3 separate regions of the Homo sapiens genome follow, and all the other regions are linked to region 1. Evidence: chromatin contacts called from ENCODE Hi-C data. All regions are on one chromosome and are shown on one strand. Each heading gives the region's core, a stretch centred on a gene start or an enhancer-like site at or near the end of the contact. The rest is flanking DNA. Distances are from core to core; before and after follow the strand shown.

The links. Hi-C counts contacts between places; a loop is a spot of excess contacts on that map. Pooled maps may share reads with other maps.
Region 2: a pooled map shows a loop between it and region 1 (4-fold over the local background). The contact joins the promoter of ZNF597 here to the promoter of PAQR4 in region 1. A Hi-C loop is called at or near these places in 3 of 37 single-sample maps with no recorded cell type and 5 of 50 pooled maps.
Region 3: a pooled map shows a loop between it and region 1 (7-fold over the local background). The contact joins the promoter of LINC00921 here to the promoter of PAQR4 in region 1. A Hi-C loop is called at or near these places in 6 of 50 pooled maps.

The regions. Positions count from the first base shown.
Region 1 is chr16:2,967,627-2,971,452 of GRCh38, forward strand. It overlaps PAQR4 (progestin and adipoQ receptor family member 4), which reads left to right and starts at 1,722. Exons shown (of 3, transcript NM_152341.5): 1 at 1,722-2,214; 2 at 3,531-3,752. The coding sequence starts at 2,049. KREMEN2 (kringle containing transmembrane protein 2) reads left to right here. Exons shown (of 9, transcript NM_172229.3): 9 at 184-754. The coding sequence ends at 394. RefSeq lists enhancers at 704-1,693, 1,147-1,226 and silencers at 1,487-1,906, 1,937-2,106, 2,117-2,166, 2,197-2,316, 2,587-2,726.
Region 2 is chr16:3,441,492-3,445,317 of GRCh38, forward strand. ZNF597 (zinc finger protein 597) reads right to left here and starts at 2,013. Exons shown (of 4, transcript NM_152457.3): 1 at 1,869-2,013; 2 at 1,630-1,715. The coding sequence starts at 1,662. NAA60 (N-alpha-acetyltransferase 60, NatF catalytic subunit) reads left to right here and starts at 2,189. Exons shown (of 8, transcript NM_001083601.3): 1 at 2,189-2,346. RefSeq lists an enhancer at 2,273-2,422.
Region 3 is chr16:3,261,884-3,265,709 of GRCh38, forward strand. It overlaps LINC00921 (long intergenic non-protein coding RNA 921), which reads left to right and starts at 1,885. Exons shown (of 2, transcript NR_033904.1): 1 at 1,885-3,826. RefSeq lists enhancers at 1,946-2,105, 2,546-2,645, 2,796-2,865 and a silencer at 2,126-2,305.

The sequences.
Region 1 (3,826 bases), core at 472-2,971:
CTGAGGGCGGACCGGTGGTGGGGAGCTGGAGCCCCAGAAGGGAACAGAGCTAGGAAGGAACTCCTGGGTTCTTAAGGGAGCGAGGCTTTGGGTCCACGCACAGGATCGCGCGCGGGATCGCAGGTAGAGCAGGACGCTGCAGCGGGATTGGACCGGCTCGGCTGATGTCTGCTCCCTCTCTAGGAGCTGTCTGCTGGCTCCGGGAAAAGGGCCCCCGGCGCTGGGGGCTTCCAGGGGCCCCAGGAGAAGCTGGGCTGTGTGGTACCAACAGCCCCGAGGGGTGGCCTTGCCCTGCTCCCCCGGGGACCCCCAGGCTGAGGGTTCTGCCGCGGGCTACCGGCCTCTGAGTGCCTCCAGCCAGAGCTCCCTGCGCTCGCTCATCTCCGCTCTCTGACTCTGGGCCCCGAGGGTCCGCTGGGCCCGCCGCCGGCGAGATGGACACCTGAGATGCTGTGCTGCGCCCTGCCTCGGCCTTGCGCCTGTGTAGGGGCAGCTCGGCCTCTGGTCGCCTTGGGGAGACCAAAAGTCGGACAGGAAACATCTGGTGCTATTATCTGGGACTTGGCCTGACCGTGGGGGTCCAGATGGTCCAGGCCCTCTCCATGGACCTGTATGTGGGGGTGGTCTCTGGTTTCGGAGGTCTTTGAACCCCTCTGGGGGTGGTCCTGGACTGCCGTCCTCAGTGAGAGGTCACAGGTCAGCAAAAACAGTCAAAAAACCCCCACAGATTTTGAATAAAGGATCTACTTTGGTACGGGCCTCGAAAGTTCTTCCGTGGTGGGAGGAGCATGTTAATGACCATACAAACGCCGAGGGTTGCGTGTGTCCATGCAAATGAAGGGCGTTGCACGCAGACTTTGGTGGAGCTGCCTGGAATGCAGAGAAGGACCTAGAACACAGACAGATGGGTGGGTGGGTGGAGTCCTGTAGAAGGCGGGGGGTGGAAGGGGAGGAGGATCGTGGGCAGCGTTATGCTGAATAAGGGGTGCCTTCCCGGTCCCTGCTCAGGGTGGACGGGGCGGAGGTCGACTTTGCTCCCCTGGCCTCCAATCTGTTTCCTGTCTATCCTCGGTAGGGCCCCGCAAGGGTGCTCCTTGTGGGCGATAACTGGGAGCAAGTTGGGCCGGGCCCACGCTCCGAGAAGCCTAGCGCGAAGGATAGGGCCTCTCCCGACGGCTGCGGGCGCGTGAGGCACGCCTTCAGAGGCCTGGGTACCGTGGAGCGCCTTGCTGCACTCGGGAGTCCAGCCTGCGGAAAGATCACTTTGGAGCGGGGGCGTACCGGATGTAGGCCGGACCCGTCCGGCAGCACCTTGGACAGAGCCCCGTCTGCAGGGTAGGGCTAGGTGGCAGGACTATGCCCCCGAGGGTGGGTGCCCAAAGGTACGGAGACCTGGGTGTCACGCGGAAAGCCCGGATGCACAGTTCTGAGGGACGCGAGGTGCCAGGGTCACTCTAGCGCAGCCCGCAGGACCCAGAACGTTGGGTCGCAAGCCCACAGCCACCCCATGCAAATGAGGCTGGGAGCGCGCACACTATGCTAGGAGGCGAGGCCTGGGCGGCCTCGGGGCGGAGCCTCCCCGCCGGCCACGCCCATTGGCTCTCGCTGCGCCGACGTCAGGAGCCCGGCGCGCGAAACGCTGGCCGGCCGGCGGGAACTAGGAGCCTGGGCGGAGCCTGGCGTCCCCTCCCGCGTCCGGCCGCGCCCGTCCTCCTGGCTGCAGAGAGACTACCGGCCACCGCCGCCGCCGCCGCCGCGAGCTGTCCCTGCGGCGCGTCTGCCTTGGCGGAGCCGACCGCAGTGCGCTCAGGCGTCCGGTGCGTCCCCAGCCTCCGCCCCGGCGCGGGGGCGACGGACTCGCGCGTGCGCAGCGCCGGAGGGGCGCGGGCTGGGACCCCCTAGCCAGCGCGTGCGCCGATCGAGCGCAGGGCGATGGGTGGGCGCCGGGCGCCGGGCGCCAGGCAGTGATGGGCCTTCCCGCGCTGCGGCCCCACTGAGGAGGAGGCTCGGGGACAGCAGGAGCACGGGCTGCCCGCGCGGTGCGGACCATGGCGTTCCTGGCCGGGCCGCGCCTGCTGGACTGGGCCAGCTCGCCGCCGCACCTGCAGTTCAATAAGTTCGTGCTGACCGGGTACCGGCCCGCCAGCAGCGGCTCGGGCTGCCTGCGCAGCCTCTTCTACCTGCACAACGAACTGGGCAACATCTACACGCACGGTGAGCCGCGTCCCGCAACGCGCTTCCCACACCCCCGGCCGCCCTACCTGCGTTGGGCCGGGGGCACTGAGGCCGAGGAGGGCCCCAGCGCCCAAGTCCAGGGCTGCCCCGGCCCTGGCACCGCCAGTAGCCGCGGTGACAAAGCTGCCATTGTCCCGGGCCGCGCTGCCAGCTTCCGTTTTCCCGGCGGGTGGGGGCCGGGTCAGGAGAGGGGAGCAGAGTAGGGTCTGAGCCTGCTTAATCCCTCTGAGCCCCAGGGGTAGGGAGCATGGTGTCCGGCCTCTGTAATCCCAGCGCCCTGGGAACCCCCTCCCGCCAGCACCCAGCCGGGAGATGGTGTTGACTGCGATGAGGAGGGCCCGGGAGGAGCCTCCCAGCGCCGCCGTCCTGACGCCCCCGCCCCAAGCCGCTCTGTCTTGGGGCTCCGCCTGGTGGCGGCTCCTTCTTCCCCCAACAGGCGTCCGGCCCCTCCTCCGCGCCCCGCGGAGCTCTGCTGACACAGCCCTGCCCGTCCTTGAGCTGCCCCAGGCGGGCAAGGGGCCCTGAGCGGCCTGGCCCAGCCTGGGTGCCTTTCCCGAGCTTTTGCCAGGCCACATTCTCACAAGGGTGGGCAGCCTTCGGAGCCCCGTTTGGCCCCTGGGAGGCCAGTACTAGAGGCCGGCAGGGAGGGGTGGAGACCTCCCAGAAAGGGCTAGGCTGGAATCAAACTCCCCAGGGAGAGGTCTGGGGAGATGGGACAAGCCCCTCGAAGCCCCCTTCCCTTCATTCTGGACTTGTCTTCCCCCACCTGGCCTCACCCCTTTATAGAAGATAAAAAGGCCCAGTGCCTCCATTTGTCTGGACACTTATGGAGAGGGGAGGACTTGGGTTGGGAAGAGCAAGCCAAGTGGCCCCGGGCTGGCATCACTGCTCATGTGTCCTCTTCACAACTCAACTTGAGGTTTCGCTGCCTTAGCCTTCTCCTGTGACCTGCTTGTATGGGGAGAGCAGTGTGGGAGTGGGACGGCCTAGGCCTGTCCTCTGCCATTGCTTACCTGCTGGGCTCACCCGGGGCCGGTCACTCAGCCCCTCCAAGTCTGTTTCCTCACCTGCAAAGTGGGGATCATGGTCTCTACTTCCCAGACCATCCTGAGCCATGATAAGTAACCAGTGCCAAAAGCCTTTTGCCCAGGGCCTGTCTCTGGCCAAGGCCAGGCCGCCAACTGGATGACAGCATTACCTGGACCTGTCTTGCCCTGTCCTGTGTTGTGTCTGAACCGTGGTCCCCTTGAGGATGTGACTGAAACTATCTGGTAGATGACTGTCTCCCTCCCTAGGGCTGGCCCTGCTGGGCTTCCTGGTGCTGGTGCCAATGACCATGCCCTGGGGTCAGCTGGGCAAGGATGGCTGGCTGGGAGGCACACATTGCGTGGCCTGCCTTGCACCCCCTGCAGGCTCCGTGCTCTATCACCTCTTTATGTGCCACCAAGGGGGCAGCGCTGTGTACGCCCGGCTCCTCGCCCTGGACATGTGTGGGGTCTGCCTTGTCAACACCCTTGGTGAGTCAGGGCCCAAGGGATGGGAGCTGGAGCCACCGGCGGGAGAGGCATGGGGCACGCATACAAGCCATGGG
Region 2 (3,826 bases), core at 763-3,262, 470 kb after region 1:
GCCTGACCAACATGGTGAAATTCTGTCTGCACTAAATACAAAAAATTAGCCAGGTGTGGTGGCGCATGCCTATAATCCCAGCTACTTGGGAGGCTGAGGCAGGAGAATCATTTGAACCTAGGAGAAAGAGGTTGCAGTAAGCCGAGATTGCACCATTGCACTCCAGCCTGGGCAACAAGAGTAAAACTCCGTCTCAAGCAGAGCTTGCAGTGAGCTGAGATCGTGCCACTGCACTCCAGCCTGGGCAACAGAGCGACACTCCATCTCAAAAACAAAAACAAAAACAAAACAACAACAAAAAAAACTCTGTCTCAAAAAATAAATTAAAATAAAATGAAATTAGCCAGATGTGGTGGCATGCGCCTGTAGTCCCAGCTACTTGGGAGGCTGGGCCAGGAGAATCGTTTGAATCCAGGAGGCAGAGATTGCAGTGAGCCGAGATCGCGCCATTGCACTCCAGCCTAGGCGTCGCAGCGAGACTGTCTCAAAAAAAAAAAAAAAAAGAAAAGAAAAGGAGAAAGTTGGGCAGCCCAGGAAGAATCATAAAGAGATAAAGGTTACAGGATTCTCCCAACATCCTTCCCTTTGCTATTTCCTCTCGTCCCCATGACACTCATTGCTAAGCTCACTCCAGCACTTCATCCAGGCCTACCCCACCTTCTCTAACGGTGTGATAAATTAATCACTTGGGATTTATTATTACTCAACGAGTGTGGAGTCTAGAAATGTGCTTAATTTAAAAATTCATTCAAATTGGAGAAGTACCAAATCTGTAATTTTGGGAACCATTCCAGAAAGTCACTTTTAATCCTAGCACTTTGGGGAGCCGAGGTGGGAGGATAGCTGAAGGCCAGGAGTTCCTTGGCAAAGCAGCAAGACTCCATCTCCATAAAGAAGTTTTAGGCCGGGCGCAGTGGCTCACACCTGTAATTCCAGCACTTTGGGAGACCGAGGCGGGCGGATCACAAGGTCAGGAGATTGAGACCATCCTGGCTAACACGGTGAAACCCCGTCTCTACTAAAAATACAAAAAATTAGCAGGGCGTGGCGGCAGGCGCCTGTAGTCCCATCTACTCGGGAGGCTGAGGCAGGAGAATGGCATGAACCCGGGAGGCGGAGCTTGCAGTGAGCCGAGATCGCGCCACTGCACTCCAGCCTGGGCGACAGAGCGAGACTCTGTATCAAAAAAAAAAAAAAAAGAACTTTTAAAAGTAGCCAGACACTGTGGTATGCGCGCCTCTCAGATACTCGAGAGGCTGAGGCGTAAGGATTCCCTGAGTTCCAGACGGAGCTATGATATCAGCACTGCACTCCAGCCAGACAAGCAACACTCCAGCGACAAGGCCAGACCCTATCTCCAAACAAAACAAAACAAACAGATAAGACATTGAGAAACTCTCTCAGAGATTCCTCCACAGGTCCCTGCTCCCAGTTGGTAGTTCTGAAAGAAGGAAGTTGGTAAACCATTATGTGTGTGGTCTTGGAACGAAGAACACTTGGTCAAAGGGCTATTTGGGGCTCAGGAGCACTCCTACCACAACAGGCATGCCCAACTCTCCTCCAAAGGAGGGGGTCAGGCAGAGACCGAAAGCAGCAATAAACTTGGACGAAAAAGGTACCTCGACTCACCTGGGCCTCGGGCGTCGGGGGCATGGACGCCATTTGGCGGGTGGGGAATGCCTTCTTCAAGACGCCACAGGGACTTCGTGACAAAGCTGCGGGGGGAGAGAACAGTTCTTAAAGGGACCAATTCCGCTGCCAAGTTCCTCCACTACCCCTAGCCTCCCTCGATTCCCTCCGAACCCCCCCTTAAAAACCTACGCCGACTGCTCCTCCTCTTGGCCCGGCCTCGAAAGGGGCCCACTTACCGCTCCGCGGTTAATAACAGGCCTCGCGCTCCCTGACAGGAGCTGCAGAAAGCGACGCCCGACCGAGACGCGACGAAGAACGCCACGGCCACTGCAAAACTCCCACGCTCTCATGCTCCTTTACGCAGGAGCTGCGGGAAAAGCCGCCGGAAGCGACCCGCCCTCAGCCCTCTCCGCCATCCTGCCCTTTGATTGGTCGAAGTTCTCCCGAAGGGGAAGTCCTTCTTTTGTGTTGACCAATTGAACACCTTAACCGAGGACCTGTAGCCACTGGGCAGCTGCGAGAGGTAGTTTTCCTCCTTTTCTCTAAGCAACCATTTCCGCTTCCGCTGGCGGGGTCTCCTCCGTGAGCTCCGGGCCTGTTTGCCTGCTGAAGTAGAGTCTTAGGGTGACCCCAGGGGGACGTAATGTTTCCGAGAAGAAGGACAGAAAGAAGACTGGGAGACACCGGAACTCGAAAGAAAATCGGTAACAAAATGTGGGTTCGGCCAACAGTGCCCTGTAGGCCTGAAATTTCGGTCTGGCCAGAGCAAGGTGATTGAGAGGGCGGGGGTTCGGGCCTAGCCTGGGCTTGAGCTGTCCTTTGTGTCTTGAGCGGATGGTGGGGCCGTGGAACATGAAGGAGTATCTTTGTGTACGTTCACAACGTTCACATCGGTGTAGGCCAGGTTGCTGGACTCTGACTCAAAGTGTTATAGAGGCATTACGTATTGTACCCGCAGCTGCAGCCTAAGCGAGCTGCTTCAGCTTCCTAGTCACAGGATCCCACGCGAGAATAGAGCCATAGGTTAGCGTCGCAGGACGTTGTTCGCCCCCGGATACCTCACATGCAGCCTACCCTAGAGCCAGTCATTTCCTATTGTGTGCTGGGGGAGGAGGGAGTGCCCTGGTGTAGGCATTTGGAATTGGAAAATTGAGCTCCTCCCCAAGCTCTGCCACTGATTGGTTGGTAATCTTGGCCAGTTTACAACTTTGCTTTCCTCAGCTGCAAACAGCTCAGAGTGCCTCTCTGGGCTAACTCAGAGGGTAATTTCAAAGATTATAAGATAATGTAAGTGAAAGAAATTGCCAGTTTATAAAGGTGTTTGGGGAAAAAAAAAGACGAAAATGATAGGTACCTTGATAGAAAAGCCTGAAAAGTCTCAACATATTTCCTTATTCCAGTGCCAGGCACATTCCTGTATCTAAAAGCTTAATGAATGGCTGCATGGTTATTAAAACAATATTAGGAGATTTGACAACTTAGGTAATGTGATTTTGTGGAATATCTGATAGGATAGTTTCAGCTACAAGTAACAGAAAACCCACCGAAAGGATGTTCAAAGAGCAGTTACAGGTTGGTTAATTCGGTGGCCCAGTGACAACATCAAGGTCCCAGTGCTTCTCTGCCACCCTAAGCATGTTGGTAACGTTGACAATAGAATCCAGGTAAAATATACAGACATGTATTGTGTCATGTACCCATCCTAAACTAGTTATTACCAAGAATAAATAATTGTTTGGGGCCCATCATGCTTCAGCCCCTGTCACTAGGGGAAGGACCTAGCCTCCCTTGATAATCTACCTGCACAAAATTAGGGCTTTGTTACAAATGAAAAAAAGAGATGTGGAAAATAAGTTAGATAAGAAACTAGCAGTATCTGCCACAAATGATATCTCTTGACAGCTAACTAAGAGCTAGACCTTGTGGGGATGGATCACAAAAGAGGTAGCTGTGAAGTCCCAGTAAAGGTGCTTCCAGGACAGGTGGAAGAATGGTAAGAACAAACTTGCCTACAGGCTAGACCAGTCCAAAGCATATATGTTGAAGAAGAGCTAATAGCCTGTATATGAAGGTGTAAGTAAAGGAGATGTTCATGGTTGAGTCACTGTGGTGTTCACGTAGTCATCTTTCCCTTCTTGGTTTGTGCTTATCTCTTTTTTTTTTTTTTTTTTGAGACAGTCTCACTCTGTAGCCA
Region 3 (3,826 bases), core at 635-3,134, 290 kb after region 1:
GGGCACTTGAAGAAGGCTTTTGTGCTTGAACAGAGACCCAAAGGAAGAGGAGTAAGCCAGGTATTCATTTTGAGGATGAGCAGTCTTTGCCTATTTACAGAGTGCAAAAGGGGTAACTTTGTGCTTAGTGTTTGAGGAAGAGTGGTGGCTGGAGCAGAGGCACGGAGGAGGAGTGGATGGAGGGGTTAGAGAGGGAGCTGGAGTCCCCTATCAAGTAGCAGGGCTCCCAGGACACAGCAAGGACTTGGCTCTTACTCTGAGATGAGGGGACACTGGAAAGTTTGAGCAGAGCAGTGACATAATTGGAGTTACGCTTTAAAAGAAACATTCTGGGCCGGGCGCGGTGGCTCACACATATAATCCAGCACTTTGGGAAGCCAAGGAAGGTGGATCACCTGAGGTCAGAAGTTCGAGATAAGCCTGGCCAACATGGTGAAAGCCCGTCTCTACTGAAAATACAAAAATTTGCTGAGTGTGGTGGTGATGTGCGCGTAGTCCCAGCTACTCTGGAGGCTGAGGTGAATCACCTGAACCTGGGAGGCGGAGGTTGCAGTGACCTGTGATCGCACCACTGTACTCTGGCCTGGGTGAAAGAGTGAGACTGTTTCAAAAAAAGAAAGAAAAGAAAAGAGAACACTCTGGCTTCCATAAGAGACAAGAGATGAGAAAGGTGGAAACAGAGAGGAGAAAGCAATCTATTGTCACAATGCAGGAAAGCGACTGCAGGGCCCTGAACCACTGTGGAGGCAGAAGGGTCAGATTCTGGGTGATTCTGAAAGCAGGGCTGACATGATAAGGGTAGACTGGATACTGGCGGGTGTGAAGATGCATCTAAGATACCTGTTTCTGGCCAGATTTTACAAAGGGCCCTTGTTGCTACCTTAAGGAGTTAGTGTTGAATCCTGCAGCAGCTAAGAGCTTCTGCAGGATCTCCCTCTCAACTTGGACCAACCCACCTGCCGATCCCAGCCCAGATCAATGAGATCTGCTGCCCAGTCCCCTACGCAGATAACACTAATTGTAACTGATCTTTCTGAGGGCACCTCCTGAGCAGCTTGGAAACGGAGGGAGAGGAGAGGAAGCCAGCTTCCCAAAGTGGGGTGTGGCAGGTGGCCTTAACCCTGCTGAAGGGCTGCAGTCATGGGGCTCTGAATAGATCCCCACACCACTCACCAATGAGCTTCATTTGGAAGGCGGTAACGTTAAACAAGAGGGTTTGTAAAAAATAAAGGCCTACACACATAATTTTTTCTGATTATTAAATCTAGGTGGAGAGTACGTGAGTATTCATGTTACTCTCTCAACTTTCTTGTGCTTAAAAATCTTAAAATAAAAACTTTAATACGCTCTGTCCTACCAATATTTATAGGAACCTGACTAGCAGCCAGGCTTTGGACACGCAATCCCCGGCCACCAAAGGGCTGACAGGCTAGTGAAAGGGGCAGAAAAATAACAAAACTGTGTCTGGAAGGCAGCTACTCCCTTTTTTTGTTTGTTTGTTTTTTGAGACGCAGTCTCACTCTGTCGCCCATGCTGGAGTGCAGTGGCGCGATCTTAGCTCACTACATGTGCCTCCGGGGTTCAAGCGATTCTCCTGCCTCAGCCTCCTGAGTAGCTGGGACTACAGGCGCGCGCCACCACGCCCGGCTAATTTTTGTATTTTTTAGTAGAGACAGGGTTTCACCATATTGGTCAGGCTGGTCTCGAACTCCTGACCTCGCGATCCGACCGCCTCGGCCTCCCAAAGTGGTGGGATTACAGGCGTGAGCCACCGCGCCCGGCCCTTTGTTTTCTTACCAACTAAGCAGCAGCACTGACACTGTTTCCTTTGAGGTTCCGTTTGCTGAATCCTGCCCTCTAAGGTGCTCCGCCCTTCCACTCCCCGCCCCGTGCTGCTGTCATTCCCACGCCTCACCCTGTTTTGCAACTTCTTGTTTATGAGCCTGGAAGCCACGAAGTGGTGGGAAATACGAGATTCAAATATCTGGTGGCCGTGTGACGTGAGTAAATTACTCGATTTTTCTCAGTTTCCATTTCCTATCAAATGGGTTGTTCTGGGAATTCGGGGAAGTAACAGTGCCGGGAACCGCGGGAGGAACCGCCAGCTGCGTCCTCGGACGTCCCCAAAGCCCAGGGCGGCGACTGGCACGACTGTCAGGGGCGCGTCTGTTAAGAGGACAGGGGGTCCCGCCCCGGCACAGCCGTCTCCTCCAGGACCCCTCCCGCCGACGCCCCACGGACCCCACGCCCGAGCGGAGACCGGCGCGAGTCCGGGGTCTCCGGTCCGGCAGCCCCTCCCTGGCCCGGCGCCCCAAAGGGAAGCGGCCTGGGGGAGGAGACGTGTGGAAAGAGCGGCAGAAGATAAAGAGGAAGTAGCGGTAGAGAATAAAAAGGAACTGTCCGCAGTGTGCCCGGACGCGGGGAGGCGCTGGGGTCAAGCGAGACCCGACCTGCACGCAATTCCCGCCGGGGTCCCGGCCTGCCTGCGGGAGGGAAAGGACCCAGGGCGGCTTCTGCCAAAAGTGCGGCTTCTGCCGAAAGTGCGTCTTCTGCCGAGGGGCCCACATAAGGCGCGACAGACACTCCAGCCCGACCCCGACGCCCCGCCCTCACGCATGCACATGCGCGGAACACTCCCAGAAACACATCTCCCAGAGCGCCCCGGGAGCACGCGAGCCAATTGGAGGGCGGATTAGCGGGGGCCCACGTCTCCCAGAGGTCTCCGAGTCGCGGCTCTGTTGGTCTGATTGGCAGCCGCAACAGCCTATAGCTGCTTTTCGCCGGAGGGGCCACGCGCCGTTTGCCGGGACTGAGCCGCTGTTGTCGCTGGTATCCCGGGAGCAGCGCCGGCAAGTGGAGTCGTCGTATTCCGGGCGGCCCGCGGCCCACGGGGATGGGACGTCCCGGGGCTGTGCTGACCCCAAAACCCTTCCACACTTTATTAGCCTGTCGCCCTTCTTTCATGTTTACAGCAAATATTTTCCGAGTGCCTAATGTGTCCCACTTACTGTGCCACGTGCGAGGGTGCACGTGTCAGGCAAGATCGCTGTTCCAAGGAGGCTGAGAACAAGTAAATGGTAATTACCAGTTATGACCAAAGCTGTGAAAGGAACAGATACATCAGCCTAACAGCAGCACTGCCGTTTTCTCCCTTATAATCAGCAGAGGCGGGCTAGAGCAAGGATTCTCAAACTCTGCCCCCTCAGAACCCTAGAGTACGGTTGCTGAAACTTCTGTTTTTTCCTTTTGAACAAATCTAGTAACATGCTGTGAGCCAGAGAGGTAATGGTTTGGCTCAAAGAAGGCACATGCATCTGGTTTCTTTCTTCTTTTTTGAGACGGAGTCTCGCTCTGTCGTCCAGGCTGGAGTGCAGTGGCGCCATCTCCGCTCACTGCAAGCTCCGCCTCGCGAGTTCACGCCAGTCTCCTGCCTCAGCCTTCCGAGTAGCTGGGATTACAGGCGCCCGCCACCACGCCCGGCTAATTTTCACGCCCGGCTAATTTTTTGTATTTTTAGTAGAGACGGGGTTTCACCATGTTAGCCAGGATGGTCTCGCTCTCCTGACCTCGTGATCCGCCCGCTTCGGCCTCCCAAAGTGCTGGGATTACAGGCGTGAGCCACCGCGCCCGGCCCAGGTTTCTTATTTCAGGAGCTTCATAGGCATAGACCTCCCTCCTTCCCTCCTACCCCCTCCCCCCTCTCCCAACTAATGCCAGACCGGCCACTACTTTTTAACTGTTTTACATATTTAACCTTCAAGAAAGATTTCCTTTGATCCAAGTGTATTGCAGCCCACAAAAAAGCTTGGAAACCCAGCTAGATGGT